Linked DNA regions of Homo sapiens: all the other regions are linked to region 1. Evidence: chromatin loops called from intact Hi-C (ENCODE). Cell type or tissue: endothelial cell of umbilical vein. All regions are shown on one strand.

What was found. A loop is a pair of places that touch in the nucleus more often than their neighbours do. Peaks named below come from ENCODE experiments on the same cell type or tissue, not always from the same donor. Only the 100,000 strongest peaks of a DNase experiment are listed, where the experiment ranks them.
Region 2: it touches region 1 in a loop (8-fold over the local background); 104 of 110 quality-filtered maps call a loop at or near these places.
Region 3: it touches region 1 in a loop (12-fold over the local background); 8 of 110 quality-filtered maps call a loop at or near these places.

What each region holds. Positions count from the first base shown.
Region 1 is chr19:47,242,495-47,247,494 of GRCh38, forward strand. LOC124904731 (a long non-coding RNA gene) reads right to left here and starts at 1,701. Exons shown (of 2, transcript XR_007067278.1): 1 at 1,564-1,701. RefSeq lists enhancers at 460-599, 670-799, 898-1,891, 2,091-2,591, a cis regulatory region at 1,460-2,111 and a silencer at 1,696-1,745. In endothelial cell of umbilical vein, a CTCF peak has its summit at 1,903 (motif pointing left); DNase peaks (open chromatin) are centred at 667 and 1,777; H3K27ac peaks cover 1,338 bases.
Region 2 is chr19:47,147,175-47,152,174 of GRCh38, forward strand. SAE1 (SUMO1 activating enzyme subunit 1) reads left to right here. Exons shown (of 9, transcript NM_005500.3): 3 at 3,028-3,201. Among named protein-coding and RNA genes, the nearest start is that of SAE1, 19 kb to the left of the region's middle. In endothelial cell of umbilical vein, a CTCF peak has its summit at 2,472 (motif pointing right); a DNase peak (open chromatin) is centred at 2,547; H3K27ac peaks cover 1,214 bases.
Region 3 is chr19:47,076,686-47,081,685 of GRCh38, forward strand. It overlaps ZC3H4 (zinc finger CCCH-type containing 4), which reads right to left. Exons shown (of 15, transcript NM_015168.2): 11 at 4,828-4,937. Among named protein-coding and RNA genes, the nearest start is that of TMEM160, 31 kb to the left of the region's middle. In endothelial cell of umbilical vein, a CTCF peak has its summit at 2,808 (motif pointing right); a DNase peak (open chromatin) is centred at 2,846; H3K27ac peaks cover 596 bases.

The DNA of each region.
Region 1 (5,000 bases):
TGTGCATACCTCATGGAGATTGCATGTGCCTGGGCAGCACTGTGTGTGCCTGTGGTTGTGGGTCTGGGGAGTGCTATGTGTCCTGGGACTGTCTGTGTCACTAAGTTGTTTTTTTGTTTTGTTTTGTTTTGTTTTTTGAGACGGAGTTTTGCTCTTGTTGTCCAGGCTGGAGTGCAGTGGCAGCGACCTTGGCTCATTGCAACCTCCACCTCCTGGGCTCAAGCGATTCTCCTGCCTCAGCCTCCCAAGTAGCTGGGACTACAGGTGCATGCCACCACACTAGAGACGGAGCTTCACCACATTGGTTAGGCTGGTCCCAAACTCCCGACCTCAAGTGATCTACCCGCCTCGACCTCCCAAAATGCTGGGATTACAGGCCTGAGCCACCGTGCCAGGCCTGAGCCACCGTGCCCGGCTGTCACTGATATTTTGTGTGTCTCTGTGATGCTGTGTGTCTGCGTGTTCCTGGGACCTGTGTGTCTGTCGCTGTGTGTGTCATTGTGATTGTGTATGTGCGGTGGGCGACGCTGCTTGTCTCTGGGACGGTGTGTGTGTGTGTGTGCGCGCCGCTGTGATTGTATGTCAGCGCGCTTCGCTGGGTGTCGGGGGAAGGTGCGCGTGTCTCCAGGCCTCCTGCCCGAGAACAGCGGCGCTGCTCTCTGATTGGCCGCGGCCGCGCCAGTGAGAAGCTCCCGAATCCTGCGGTAACTTGGTAACTTGGAGACTCGGCCCGCGCCGCAGCCGCGGGGCTCCGGGCTGGGGGCTGGGAGGGCGGGGAGGGGGAGGGGCCCGCCCCGCCCCTCCGGGGCCCGCCCCGCCCCTCCCCGCCCCGATTTCGCAGGCCCGCCCCGAGCGCCCCTCCCCGGCCCCCTCGCCCCGTCTCCCTCACCTCCAGCTCGGCACCTCTGACCCCCTACTTTGACTCCATCTCCCACACCCTTGCGTCGCTCCTGACTCCCCTATCTCTGCCACTCGCTGGGTCTCTCTGTCTCTCTCTTTCCCATGTTTATCTCTCCTGTCTCTGTCTCCCTGTAGATCTCTCTGCCTTTGTCTCTGTCTCTCATATCCCCTCTCTGTTTCTTCCATCTGTCTCTCCCATCAGTCTCCACCACTGCTGTCTCTCCCCGTCTCTGTCTCCGCCACCTCTGTCTCTCCTAGTCTCTCTCCGCTACCTCTGTCTCTGCCATCTGTCTCTATCATCTCTGTCTCTCCCTGTCTCTGTCTCCATCATCTCTGTCTCTCCCAGTCTCTGTCTCCATCATCTCTGTCTCTCCCTGTCTCTGTCTCCATCATCTCTGTCTCTCCCAGTCTCTGTCTCCATCATCTCTGTCTCTCCCAGTCTCTGTCTCCATCATCTCTGTCTCTCCGTGTCTCTGTCTCCCCCATCTCTGTCTCTGTCGCTCCATCTGACTCTCTCAGCTGTCCCTCCTGGATTCTGTCTCTCTCTCTCTCCCTCCTCTGCCTCAGTCTCCCCACCTTTGTCTCTTCTTCCTGTCGTCTCTCCCACCTCTTGTCTCTGTCTCTCCCGCCCCCCTCTCCCTTCCCCGATGCCCTCTCTCTTACTCCCACAGCCAGGCTCAGAATTCACTTTTCATCCTTCTAAGACAGCCAGCGGACGGTTCGCTACTTCGTCCTCGCCCCTCCCCTCCGGCCCAGGCTTCTGGCAGCAGGCCCCACGCAGGGCAGACTTCAGGAAGGACTTCCCGCCCTGGTTCGGCACGAGAGCTTTATCGCTCGGGCCAGGCGGAGGCCGGGCGGCCCCGTGGCTTCCGGAGGCGCCCGGGCGGGATGAGCTCACTGCGAGTTGGCCAGGATTTCATCAGCTTCCTCCTGCGGACTTGCCCCCGCTCCTTTCCCGGCCCGGCCGCGCGGGCGAATCCGCCGGACGCCTGCTGCCCCCGAGCGGCAGAAGGCGGAAGCACAGGCGCCGCGCAAAAAGCCCACCTTTGCACCAGACGATGTCGCCAGCTCAGGAAGCCTGCAAATACAAACCCAATTCATCCTCACAACCACCAGGGGAGATGGACTATACATATATATATTTTGAGGCGGAGTCTCGCTCTGTCGCCCAGGCTGGAGTGCAGTGGCGCGATCTCGGCTCACTGCAACCTCTGCCTCCCGGGTTCAAGCGATTCTCCTTGCCTCAGCCTCCTGAGTAGCTGGAACTACAAGCGCCTGCCACCATGCCCGGCTAATTTTTGTATTTTTAGTAGAAACAGGGTTTCACCATGTTGGCCAGGATGGTGTCGATCTCTTGACCTCGTGATCCACCCGCCTCGGCCTCTCAAAGTGCTGGGATTACAGGCGTGAGCCACCACGCCTGGCCCCATTTATTCTTATATCCACTCATTCAGCAATTACCACAGAGTCTCCCCTGTGCCAGGCACTGGTGCAGTTGTAGGCATGAGGATACAGCTGTGAGCAAAATGGATACAAATCCTGCCTTCATGGGACTGACACTCTGGTCTGTGGCAGACCACACACCAGGAGAACACAGTAACAATACAAAGCGAAACTTCAAGTAGAAAAAGGAAGCAGGGAAGGGCCGTCAGGAGTGTTGAGGGATGGTGTCTTTGAAAAAGTGCTATTTGCCGCCGGGCGCGGTGGCTCACATCTGTAATTCCAGCACTTTGGGAGGCCGATGCAGAAGGATCATTTGAGGACAGGAGTTCGAGGCCAGCCTGGCCAACATGGCGAAACCCCATCTCTACCAAAAATACAAAAATTAGCTGGGTGTGGTGGTGCGTGCCTGTAATCCCAGCTACTTGGGAGGCTGAGGCAGGAGAATCACTTGAACCTGGAAGTGGGAGGTTGCAGTGAGCCGAGATCACATCATTGCACTCCAGTCTGGGTGACAGAGCGAGAGTCTGTCAAGAAAGCAAGCAAGCAAGAAAGCAAGAAAGCAAGGAAGGAAGGAAGGAAGGAGAGAGAAGAAAGAAAGAGAGAGCGAGCAGATGGGATTGGCTGAGGTACTGGATGTGGATGTGAAGGACAGAGAGGCGTTTAGGGGGCAGCCGGAAGGATGAAGGTTCTGAGAGACCAATTGTCATCATCATCATCATGGCAGCTCTCTGAGTTCACCTACTGTGTGCTAGGCTCCGTGCCGATTCAGAGCTTTACATACATGACCTGGTTACATCCTTATGACCATCCATAGATCCAGGAAGCAGAGACGGGAGCTGTGGTAGGATTCAAGATTTTTATACACATATATATATATATATATATATATATATAGGTTTGTTTGTTTGTTTGAGATGGAGTCTTGCTCTGTTGCCCAGGCTGGAGTGCAGCGGCACGATCTCAGCTCACTGCAACCTCTGCCTCCTGGGTTCAAGCGATTCTCCTGCCTCAGCCTCCTGAGTAGCTGGGATTACAGGCACGTGCCACCATGCCCGGCTAATATTTGTATTTTTAGTAGAGACGGGGTTTCACCATGTTGGACAGGGTTTCACCATGTTGGTCAGGCTGGTCTCAAACTCCTGACCTCATAATCCACCCACCTCGGCCTCCCAAAGTGCTGGGATTACAGGCATGAGCCACCGCGCCTGGCCCCCTTTTTTTTTTTTGAGATGGAGTCTTGTTGCTGTGTTGCCCAGGGTGGAGTGCAGTGGCATGATCTCTGCTCACTGCAAGCTCCACCTCTTGGGTTCACGTCGTTCTCCTGCCTCAATCTCCTGAGTAGCTGGGACTACAGGCGCACGCCGCCAGGCCTGGCTAATTTTTTGTATTTTTAGTGGAGACGGGTTTCACTGAGTTAGCCAGGATGGTCTCCATCTCCTGACCTCGTGATCTACCCGCCTCGGCCTCCCAAAGTGCTGGGATTACAGGTATGAGCCACTGTGTCCAGCCTTTTTCTTTTTTTTTAGACAGGGTCTCACTCTGTCACTCAGGCTGGAGTGCAGAGGTGTGAACATGGCTCACTGCAGCCTCAACCTTCCAGGCCTAAGCAATCCTCCCACCTCAGCCTCCCTCCTGAATAGCTGGGACTACCTTCTTGTGCCACCATGGCCAGCTAATTTTATATTATTTTGTAGAGATGAGGTCTCCCCATGGTGCCCAGGCTGGTCTATAACTCCTGGGCTCAGGTGATCCTTCTGCCTCCGCCCCCCCAAAGTGCTGGGATTATAGGCATGAGCCACTATACATGGCCTTATTTTTTTTAAGACAGTGTCTTGCTCTGTTGCCCAAGCGGAGCAGTGGTGTGATCACAGCTCACTGTAATCTCAACCTCCTGGGCTCAAGTGAGCCTCCCACCTCAGCCTCCTGAGTAGCTGGGACCACAGGTGTGTGCCACCATGCCCTGCTAATTTTTTCTTTTTAATTTCTTTTATATTTTATTCTATTTATTTTTGAGACAGAGTCTTGCTCTGTCGCCCAGGCTGGAGTGCAGTGGCACAATCTCAGCTCACTGCGACCTCTGCCTCTTAGGTTCAAGTGACTCTCGTGTCTCAGTCTCCTGAGTAGCTGGGATTACAGGCCCGCACCACCATGCCCGGCTAATTTTTGTATTTTTAGTAGAGACAGTGTCTCACCATGTCACTCAGGCTGGCCTCGAACCACTCCAGGCCTTTTTAAATTTTATATTTTATTTTGTATTTTATTTATTTTATTTTTAGAGAGAGGGTCTTACTATGTTGCCCAGATGCCCAACTCCTGGGCTTAAATGATCCTCCTTCCTCAGCCTCCCAAGTACCTGGGACCACAGGTGCACACCACCACGCCTGGCTAATTTTAAATTTTTTTGTAGAGATGGGGGGGGGGAGGTCTCATTATGTTACCCAGGCTGGTCTCGAATTCCTGGCCTCAAGCGATCCTCTGGCCTTAGCCTCCCGAAGTGCTGGGACTACAGGCCTGAACCACCGCGCCTGGCCTCTACCTATTCCTTTGTTTAGCTGTTTGTTGTCTGTCTTCTGGAGAAAGTGAGCTCCATGGCGGCAGGGACATTCTAATTCCCATTTCACAGATCGGGAAACTAGAAGGAGGCCCGGCACAAAGTA
Region 2 (5,000 bases), 95 kb before region 1:
GAAATGATAATTGTATGTGTATGGGTTTTTTTTTTTTTTTTTTTTTTTTTTTTGAGGCAGTCTCACTGTTACCCTTGCCGGAATGCAGTGGGCATGATCATGGCTCACTGTAGCCTTAACTTCCTGGGCTCAGGGTATTCTCCCACTTAAGCCTCCCAGTAGTTGGGACTACAGGTGCACGCCACCACACCTGGCTAATTTTTTGTATTTTTTGTAGAGACTGGGTTTCATGATTGTTGCTCAGGCTGGTCTTGAACTTTCTGGGCTCAATTATATGTTTTTTTTGTTTGTTTTTTTGAGATGGAGTCTCACTTGTCGCCCAGGCCGGAGTGCAGTGGTGAGATCTTGGCTCACTGCAACCTCCGCCTCCTGGGTTCAAGTGATTCTCCTGTCTCAGCCTCCCAAGTAGCTAGGATTACAGGCGTGTGCCACCACACCCGGCTAATTTTTGTATTTTTAGTAGAGATGGGGTTTCACCATGTTGGCTAGGCTGGTCTCGAACTTCTGACCTCAAGTGATCCACCCACCTCAGCCTCCCAAGCTGCTGGGTTTACAGGTGTGAGCCACCGTGCCCAGCCTCAACTGTATTTTTTTTTTTTTTTGAGACAGAGTCTCGCTCTGTTGCCCAGGCTGGAGTGCAGTGGCGCGATCTTGGCTCACTGCAAGCTCTGCCTCCCGGGTTCACACCATTCTCCTGCCTCAGCCTCCCTAGTAGCTGGGACTACAGGCGCCCACCACCACGCCTGGCTAATTTTTTTGTATTTTTTAGTAGAGATGGGGTTTCACCGTATTAGCCAGGATGGTCTCGATCTCCTGACCTCGTGATCTGCCTGCCTTGGCCTCCCAAAGTGCTGGGATTACAGGCGTGAGCCACCACGCGTGGCCCTCAACTGTACGTTTTTATCCATGTCCTCGTTTTATATGGGATTCCCACATTCTTGCTGAGGTTCACACAGTTGTTGAGCCAGGATTTGAATCAAAGATTGAATCCAGCCTGAATTATTTCAGAGCCTTACTGTTAACCATTGTGTGGTACAGCTTCTCAGCACATAATGAGATCCCTGAAGAAGCAGGATGGAATGGGTCAAGGATACAGGGTTAGCCTAGAATGGGAAGTGGGCCAGCTCATTTTCTTGGAGGAGAAGGTAGTAAGATAGAGAGTGTGCTGTGGATGGTTGGTAGGAGGTGTTGAGGGGAGATTACTTCTGTTGTACCTAGTCTTGGTGAAGGTGGCAAGGTTATTTGCAGAGATTAATGGTTAAATTAGATGTTTGATGTGTGAAGAAATACTTTGAGAGCAGTATGGAATCTGTAATCTTACTGGTGGCTATTAGGGGATTATATTATCCTGTCTTTGAGGCTCTGCTCTGCTGATGTTCAGCCTTAGGGGTGAAATAATTCCTCTGTTCCAGTCCCCACTCATCTCTCCACCTCTCTGAGTTCTTTTTTTTTTTTTTTGAGACAGAGTCTCACTCTGTTGCCCAGGCTGGAGTGCAGTGGCACGACCTGGGCTCAATGCAGCGTCTGCCTCCCAGGTTCAAGCGATTCTCCTGCCTCAGCCTCCCGAGTAGCTGGAATTACAGGCGTGTGCCACCACGTCCGGCTAATTTTGTATTTTTAGTAGAGATGGGGTTTCACCATGTTGGTCAGGCTGGTTTTGAACTCTGGACCTCAGGTGATCTGCCTGCCTCGGCCTCCCAAAGTGCTGGGATTACAAGCGTGAGCCACCGCACCTGGCCATAGTCTATCTATGTTTTTTAAAAGTTCATTTCAAGCATTCTTAATTGTGTCTGATTTTTGCACAAGTTTGATTTTTTTTTTAAGTTTTCTCATGAGGTTGCAATTTTTGTTGTTTTTTGAGAGAGGGCCTCTCTGTGTTGTCCAGGCTAGTCTTGAGCTCCTGGCCTCAAGCAGTGATCCTCCTGCTTTGGCGTCCCAAATTGCTGGGATTACAGATGTGAGCTACTGTGCCAGGCTGCACTGGTCTACTTTTTTTTTTTTTTTTTTTTTTTTTGAGACGGAGTCTTGCTCTGTTGCCCAGGCTGGAGTACAGTGGTGCAATCGCAGCTCACTGCAACCTCCGCCTCCCCTGTTGAAGTGATTCTCCTGCCTCAGCCTCCTGGGTAGCTGGGATTACAGGCACACACCACCACACCTGGCTTATTTTTGTATTTTTAGTAGAGATGGCATTTCACCATGTTGGCCAGGTTGGTCTCAAACTCCTGACCTCAGGTGATCCTCCTGCCTCGGCCTCCCAAAGTGCTGGGATTACAGGTGTGAGCCACCGTGCCCTGCCCACACTGGTCTAGTTTTAAACCACTGGAAGACAGAGATTTAATCCTTTAAACTACTTGTGTATTTCCCCAAATGCTTATAGTTGGGCACATGCTAAGTATTTAGTCAATTCTTGCCACTGTTAATCAGTCATTTGTTAGCAGTTACAAATTTGCATAGAAGAAGAAAGCATGGATTTTTTTGTTGACAGTGAATTTTCTTTATAAACACAAGGGGGTGCTCTTTAACCATCAATGACCAGTTTAAAAAAAGTTTAAAGTCATTTTAAAGCCTTAGAAGGAAGCCTGCATAAGGCAAATTGCTACAGGAACAGTAATACATTTTAGGGCTGTGCACAGTGTTTCATGCCTGTAATCTCAGCACTTTGGGAGGCTGAGGCAGGCGGATCACGAGGTCAAGAGATTGAGACCATCCTGGCAAACGTGGTGAAACCCTGTCTCTACTAAAAATACAAAAATTAGCTGTTGTGGTGGTGCGTGCTTGTAGTCCCAGCTACTTGGGAGGCTGAGGCAGGAGGAGAATCATTTGAACCCAGGAGGCGGAGGTTGCAATGAGCCGAGATCATGCCACTGCACTCCAGCCTGGTGACAGAGCAAGACTGTCTCAAAAAAAAAAAAAAAAAAAAATTTAGGTGGTAGGTATTTTAGCTATCCTTTAAAATTTAAAGATTCTTTTTAAGATTTATTTTCCCTAAAAATACAAGACTTAAAAAAATATGTGTATTATTCCTAGGTAACTCCAGAAGATCCCGGAGCTCAGTTCTTGATTCGTACTGGGTCTGTTGGCCGAAATAGGGCTGAAGCCTCTTTGGAGCGAGCTCAGAATCTCAACCCCATGGTGGATGTGAAGGTGGACACTGAGGATATAGAGAAGAAACCAGAGTCATTTTTCACTCAATTCGATGCTGTAAGTTTCTTATTATAAAATCTGCTGTGGGAATTAAACAAATTAAGGTGCTAGTTGTATATACTTTCAAATCCCAAAGCAATCTGAGAGCATTCAAATATCAAATTCTGAGCTTTTTCCCAAGAAAATGTATAAGCTGTTCTATTGTTTAGGCTTAGTATATTGTGTGAATGTGTTGCTAGAGAGGTCCAGTCTGTTGCATCTGCTGTAGTTGTTGGTGACTTGCTGTCTGCTGGCTTCTTCTCTGGGCATATGTTCCCTCAGCCAGGTTTCGTCTTTGGTGTTTTGTCTTCCTTCCAGAATCTTTGCACATAACTTTAATCCATGTTATTGCAAATGTTTTCTTCCGAAAACTTAACAAGTTGGTGATTAATTTCTGTGGCAGCGGCATTTTTTTGTTAGAAATATCAAACTACAGCTTGTGTTTTGTCTTAAGAAAAGCACACCTGATCTTGATCTATGTCTGTCTGTCTGTTTCTCACAGTCACATTGACCATGTTGCCATGGATAACTAGAGAAAAATCACTGTAGTCGTAAGTCAAATGAGGCATATCCAGCCTCATTTAGTTTCACTGCCAAATCTATGCGGAGGTGAAAGGATAAATTCTTTGTCAATATCTGCAACCTTTCAGACATAGTTCCCTGCATTCTGGAAAAGCTTAACAAATCTTGATAAATGTGAAATAGTCATAGATGAGCTACTAGTTTTTTAAATGAAAGGCCCCAGTATGTTACATGAGAGGTTAGAATTTGGGTTGGGTAGTTTTTTTTTTTTGCACCTTTTTTTATTTGAGATGGAGTTTTGCTCTTGTCGCCCAGGCTGGAGTGCAATTGTGCGATCTTGGCTCATGGCAACCTCTGCCTCCTGGGTTCAAGTGATTCTCCTGCCTCAGCCTCCCAAGTAGCTAGGATTACAGGCACTCACCACCATGCTGGGCTAATTTTTTGTATTTTTAGTAGAGATGGGGTTTCACCATGTTGGTCAGGCTGGTCTTGAACCCCTGACCTCAGGTAATCCACCTGCCTCGGCCTCCCAAAGTGGTGGGATTACAGGTGTGAGCCACTGCACCTGGCCTGTTTTTTACACTTTTCTTTCTTTCTTTCTTTCTTTTTTGAGATGGAGTCTCACTCTGTCGCCCAGGCTGGAGTGCAGTGGCATGATCTTGGCTCACTGCAACCTCCGCCTCCCTGGTTTAAGCAGTTTTCTGCCTCAGCCTCCCGTTTTTACACTTTTCTATTTCATATGTGCATCTGTTCAAATATGGGCTTGGAAGGATGGATCATCTGTGCATTTGTCCTGTTTTCTTTTTCCTAGTCCCTTCTATTTTTTAACTTGAGGTATTGGGACACTTTCCATTTGGACATAAGTCTTCATTTTCTTATCTGTAGTAACCACATTTATTTTATGCCAGGTGTCCCTTGAACTTGTAGAGTTAGAGGGTTTGTTAAAACTGAAGTGTGAGGCCAGTTGATTGTGTAATGCGTGTGCATGGGGCCATGTTGACCGCCTTGCAGGCCGTGTTTGGCTGGTCCTTGCAGGTTTTATAGTTACTTTAGACTCTGCAGGGTTCCATTTGATCAATTGGTTGCATGTTCACCTGTGGATTTCTTACTTTTTAGATGGGATTTTTCCTTGGGTGGCTGCATTCTTTGAAACACCAAAGGAACACATTTCTCTGTGAGTGTTATTTCGGTATTCAGGCTGCTAGACAACAGCAAAGAGGGTCTATCAAGTGAAAATGTCCTTTTGTTCAGGAGAAAGCATGTGCAATTTGGAAGTTGTCTTTTGACCATGATCA
Region 3 (5,000 bases), 170 kb before region 1:
TCTACTAAAAATACAAAAATATTAGCTGGCCGGGCGCAGTGGCTCACACCTGTAATCCCAGCACTTTGGAAGGCAGAGCCGAGCAGATCACGAGGTCAGGAGTTCGAGACCAGCCTGATCAACATGGTGAAACCCTGTCTCTACTAAATATATAAAAATTAGCCGGGCGTGGTGGCACACACCTGTAATCCCAGCTACTCAGGAGGCTGAGGCAGGAGAATCGCTTGAACCTGGGAGGCGGAAACTACAGTGAGCCAAGGTTGCACCACTGCACTCCAGCCTGGGTGACAGAGCAAGACTCCGTCTCAAAAAAAAATTTTTTCAAAAAAACATTAGCTGGATGTGGTGGCGGGCCTCTGTAATCCCAGCTACTCAAGAGGCAGAGAACTGCTTGAACCTGGGAGGCGGAGGTTGCAGTGAGCCAACACTGCACTACTGCACTCCAGCCTGGACGACAGAGCGAGATTCCGTCTTGGAAAAAAAAAACAACTCACAGAACTATATATCAGGTGCGGTGGTTCATGCCTGTAATCCCAGCACTTTGGGAGGCCTGCGGGTGGATCACCTGAGGTCAGGTGTTCGAGACCAGCCTGGCTAACATGGTGAAACCCTGTCTCTACTAAAAATACAAAAATTAGCCAGGCGTGTGTCAGGCACCTGTAATCCCATCTATTCAGGAGGCTGAGACAGGAGAATCACTTGAACCCAGGAGGCGGAGGTTGCAGTGAGCCGAGATCGCATCATTGCACTCCAGCCTTGGCAACAAGAGTGAAACTCCGTCTTAAAAAAAAAAAAAAACTGGTACCAAAGAGGACACACAAAAACATAGATAAAATGCTAAGAACTGCTTAAAGCACTCAGATAAATTTAGAAGGTATGGATTCTCAGCTAGGCATGGTGGCTCACGCCCGTTATCCCAGCACTGTGGGAGGCCAAGGCGGGCGTGGATCACCTGAGGTTGGGAGTTCGAGACCAGCCTGACAAACGTGGAGAAACCCCGTCCCTACTAAAAACACAAAAAATGAGCCGGGCGTGATGGCACATGCCTGTAATCTCAGCTACTCAGGAGGCTGAGGCAGGAGAATCGCTTGAACCTGGGAGGCGGAGGTCGTGGTGAGCCAAGATCGCGCCACTGTGCTCCAGCCTGGGCAACAAGAGCAAAACTCCGTCTCAAACAAAAAAAAAAAAAAAAAAGAAGGTATGGATTTTCAGGAAAAAGGTCTGTGTGCATACTCCAAAGCAGAAATCTACAACCCTCTAAGTTTTGCAAACATCAAGTTTTGCTTTCAGAAAATATTGCTCTCTACAGAATTTACTTTTAACGGACTCAAGTACCATTATACTTAATCTCTGTTGGCTTCACAGGTGCCCACTTCCATGAAGCCAAGGGAGATCAAATATAATCCCAATGCCACTTAAAAAATTTTTTTTCCAGCCGTTGAAACTACATACAAAAAGCCCCCCTAAACTATCTCTATTTTTTTCATTATTTTTTATTATTTCCTAAAATTATGTTTGGCGATAAATGAGATATATTGTTAAAATTAATTTCACGAGGTAGGTGGCTTATTTCAGGTCAGGAGTTTGAAACCAGCCTGGCCAACATGATAAAACCTCATCTCTACTAAAAATACAAAAATTAGCCAGGCACGGACGGGCATGGTGGCTCACACCTGTAATCCCGGCACTTTGGGAGGCCAAGGCAGGAGAATCGCTTGAACCCAGGAGGCGGAGGTTGCAGTGAGCCGAGACCACGCCCACTGCACTCCAGCCTGGCAACAGAGCGAGACTCCGTTTCAAAAAAAACAAAAAATTAGCCAGGCGCATTGGTGCACACCTGTAACCCCAGCACTTTGGGAGGCCGGGGCGGGTGGATCACCTGTCGAGGTGGGTGGATCAGGAATTCGAGACCAGCCTGGCCAACATGGTGAAACCCTGTCTCTACTAAGAATACAAAACTAATCACGAATTTGAGACCAGCCTGGCCAACAGGGTGAAACCCTGTCTCTACTAAAAATACAAAACTCAGCTGGGCATGGTGGCTGGCACCTGTAATCCCAGCTACTCAGGAGGCTGAAACAGGAAATCACTTGAACCTGGAAGGCAGAGGTTGCAGTGAGCCGAGATGGTGCCATTGCACTTCAGCCTGGGCGAAAGAGTGAAACTCCGTCTCAAAAACAAACAAACAAAAATTAGCCGGGTGTGGTGGTGGGCGCCTGTAATCCCAGCTACTGTGGAGGCTGAGGCAGGAGAATCGCTTGAACCCAGAAGGCGAAGGTTGCGGTGAGCAGAGATCGCGCCATTGCACTCCAGCCTGGACAACAAAGCAAGACTCCATTTCATTTCCATTTTTTTTTTTTTGAGACAGAGTCTCGCTCTTGTTGCCCAGGCTGGAGTGCAATGGCACGATCTCAGCTCACCGCAACCACCGCCTCCCGGGTTCAAGCGATTCTCCTGCCTCAGCCTCTCGAGTAGCTGGGATTACAGGTATGCACCACCTTGCCTGGCTAATTCTGTATTTTTAGTAGAGATGGGGTTTCTCCATGTTGGTCAGGCTGGTCTTGAATTCCCAACCTCAGGTGATCCGTCTGCCTCGGCATCCCACAGTGGGGGGGTTACAGGAGTGAGCCACTGCGCCTGGCCAGACGCCACTTCAAAAAAGAAAAAAAAAGTAATTTCACCTGTTTCTTTTTACTTTTTTTTTTTTTTTTAATGTGGCTACTGGAAAATTTTAAATGAATGATGTGATTCTGTGGTGCTCCTGTGGGCAGCACTGGCCTGAAGCACAAACCTGGAGCCTCCAGCAGGGGGCAGTCCTCAGTCAGAGATCAGTGAGTCCTCCCAAGGAGCCGTGAGGCCTGACTGGCCACTGCTTCCCCTGTCAAACAGCTCAGACCCTAGGTATGTACTGATTACATAACCCTGGGGCATGCCAGGCGCTGTGGCTCACACTTGTAATCCCAGCGATTTGGGAGGCCAAGGTGGGCGGATCACAAGGTCAGTAGTTCGAGACCAACCTGGCCAACATGGTGAAACCCCGTCTCTACTGAAAATAGCTGGGCGCAGCGGCATGCGCCTGTAGTCCCAGCTACTCGGGAGGCTGAGGCAGGACAAACGCTTGAACCCAGGAGGTAGAGGTTGCAGGGAGCCGAGATTGTGCCACTGCACTCCAGCCTGGGTGACAGAGTGAGACTCTGTATCAAAAAACAAACAAAACAAAAAAACCCTAGGGCAGCAGGCTCCCCGGAGGGACTTGCCTTTTCCTACAGGCGCCCTGCCAACGAGGAATGGACATTCTCCTACGTCTGCTTGCATGGGGCTTCCCCTGCACCCCTCACAGGGGTGCCCCTGCCACCAGTTAACAAGACAGTCACTGACAGATGGACTCTGGAAGCCGGCAGATGTGCTGATGCCTTGATCCTTTCCACTGTCAAAAAAAATAGCCAATCTCCTAGAACCTCCTTGTGAACTAGAAGGCAGGAAAGCTTCATTTGAAAGGGCACCAGTTCCCGTACCCACTCACTCCCCAGATGAATCAGGAAACTCAGGACTGATGTTTGGGTATTTAACCCTAACCCAAGGTCCTCAGCCTGACTCCTCAGGGAGGACAACTGATGCCAGGATGAGTTTCAAATGTCACCTGGCTAGTGGGGAAGCCCTGACACCTCCCCCAAGGGAGCCTTCCCCTTTAGAGACCCCCAACTTCCCTCTATTTTCTCTAATGCATAATGGGGGCCCTGAGAGTTGCAAAGAAACGTTTGACTTTTCCACCAAAATACAATCCTTGCCTCGTCTTTGTGTATCTTTGGTTTTTTGTGGTCTTTCTTGGAGATGGCGTCTTGCTCTGTTACCCAGGCTGGAGTGCAGTGGCATGATCATGGCTCACTGCAGCCTCAATCTCCTGGACTCAACAGATCCTCCCACCTCAGCCTCTCGAGTAGCTGGGACCATAGGCATGTGCCACAATACCTGGCTAATTTTTTTTTTTTTTTTGAGACACAGTCTCACTCTGTTGCACAGGCTGGATGGAATGCAGTGGTGTGATCTCAGCTCACTGCAACCTCTGCCTCCTAAGTAGCTGGGACTACACGCATGTGCCACCACAACTAGCTAATTTTTATATTTTTAGTAGCAATGAGGTTTTGCCATGTTGGCCAGGCAGGTCTTGAGAACCTGGCCTCAGGTGATCTGCCCGCCTCAGACTCCCACAGTGCTGAGATTACAAGCGTGAGCCACCACACTCGGTTAAGTTTTTTGTATTTTTTTTTTAAGAGACGGGGTTTTGCCATGTTGCCCTAAGTACAACTGATCTGCCTGCCTTGGCCTCCCAAAGTGCTGGGATTACAGGCATAAACCACTGCACCCAGCCCAGCCAATTTTTTTTAATTTATTTTTAGTAGAAACAACGTCTTGCTACATGCCTAGGCTGGTCTTGAACTCCTGAGCTCAACTGATCCTCCTGCCTCGGCCTCCCAAAGTGCTGGGGTTACAGGTGATTCGTGTATCTTTGTGTATTGTGAGCTCTCTCTAAATGACACCTAAGAGATCACGATTCATGCTTGGAGGCCCATCAGGCAGCATTCCTTTCATTTGGTCATGCCCCAGGGGAAACAGCAAAAGCTTGTCCTGGCCTAAGACAACACATGTGACCACCTCAACTCCTTGCAGAAGAGGACACAGTGCCCGTGTCCTCCTTAGAATGGCCCAATTCCAGATCAACCAAACTGGGCACTGCAGAGGCTGGACAGGCAGGCCACAGCACTGAGGCAATGGAGTGCGCATGTCCCAGTTCCTGTAGCCGGGGGCCCCGTTACCCCCGGACATTACCTTATCCAAGAGCTCCCTCGTCTCTTCGGTCAGAGGGTCGTGGGAAAACATGCAGTCGTCACCATTGATGCAGTTCCCAGTGGTGTGGTACAGCTTACACGGGAAATCACGTTCATGGCAAATTAAGGTAAATGCTTCATCTCACAGAACGCCCCCCTCCCCCACCACAGACC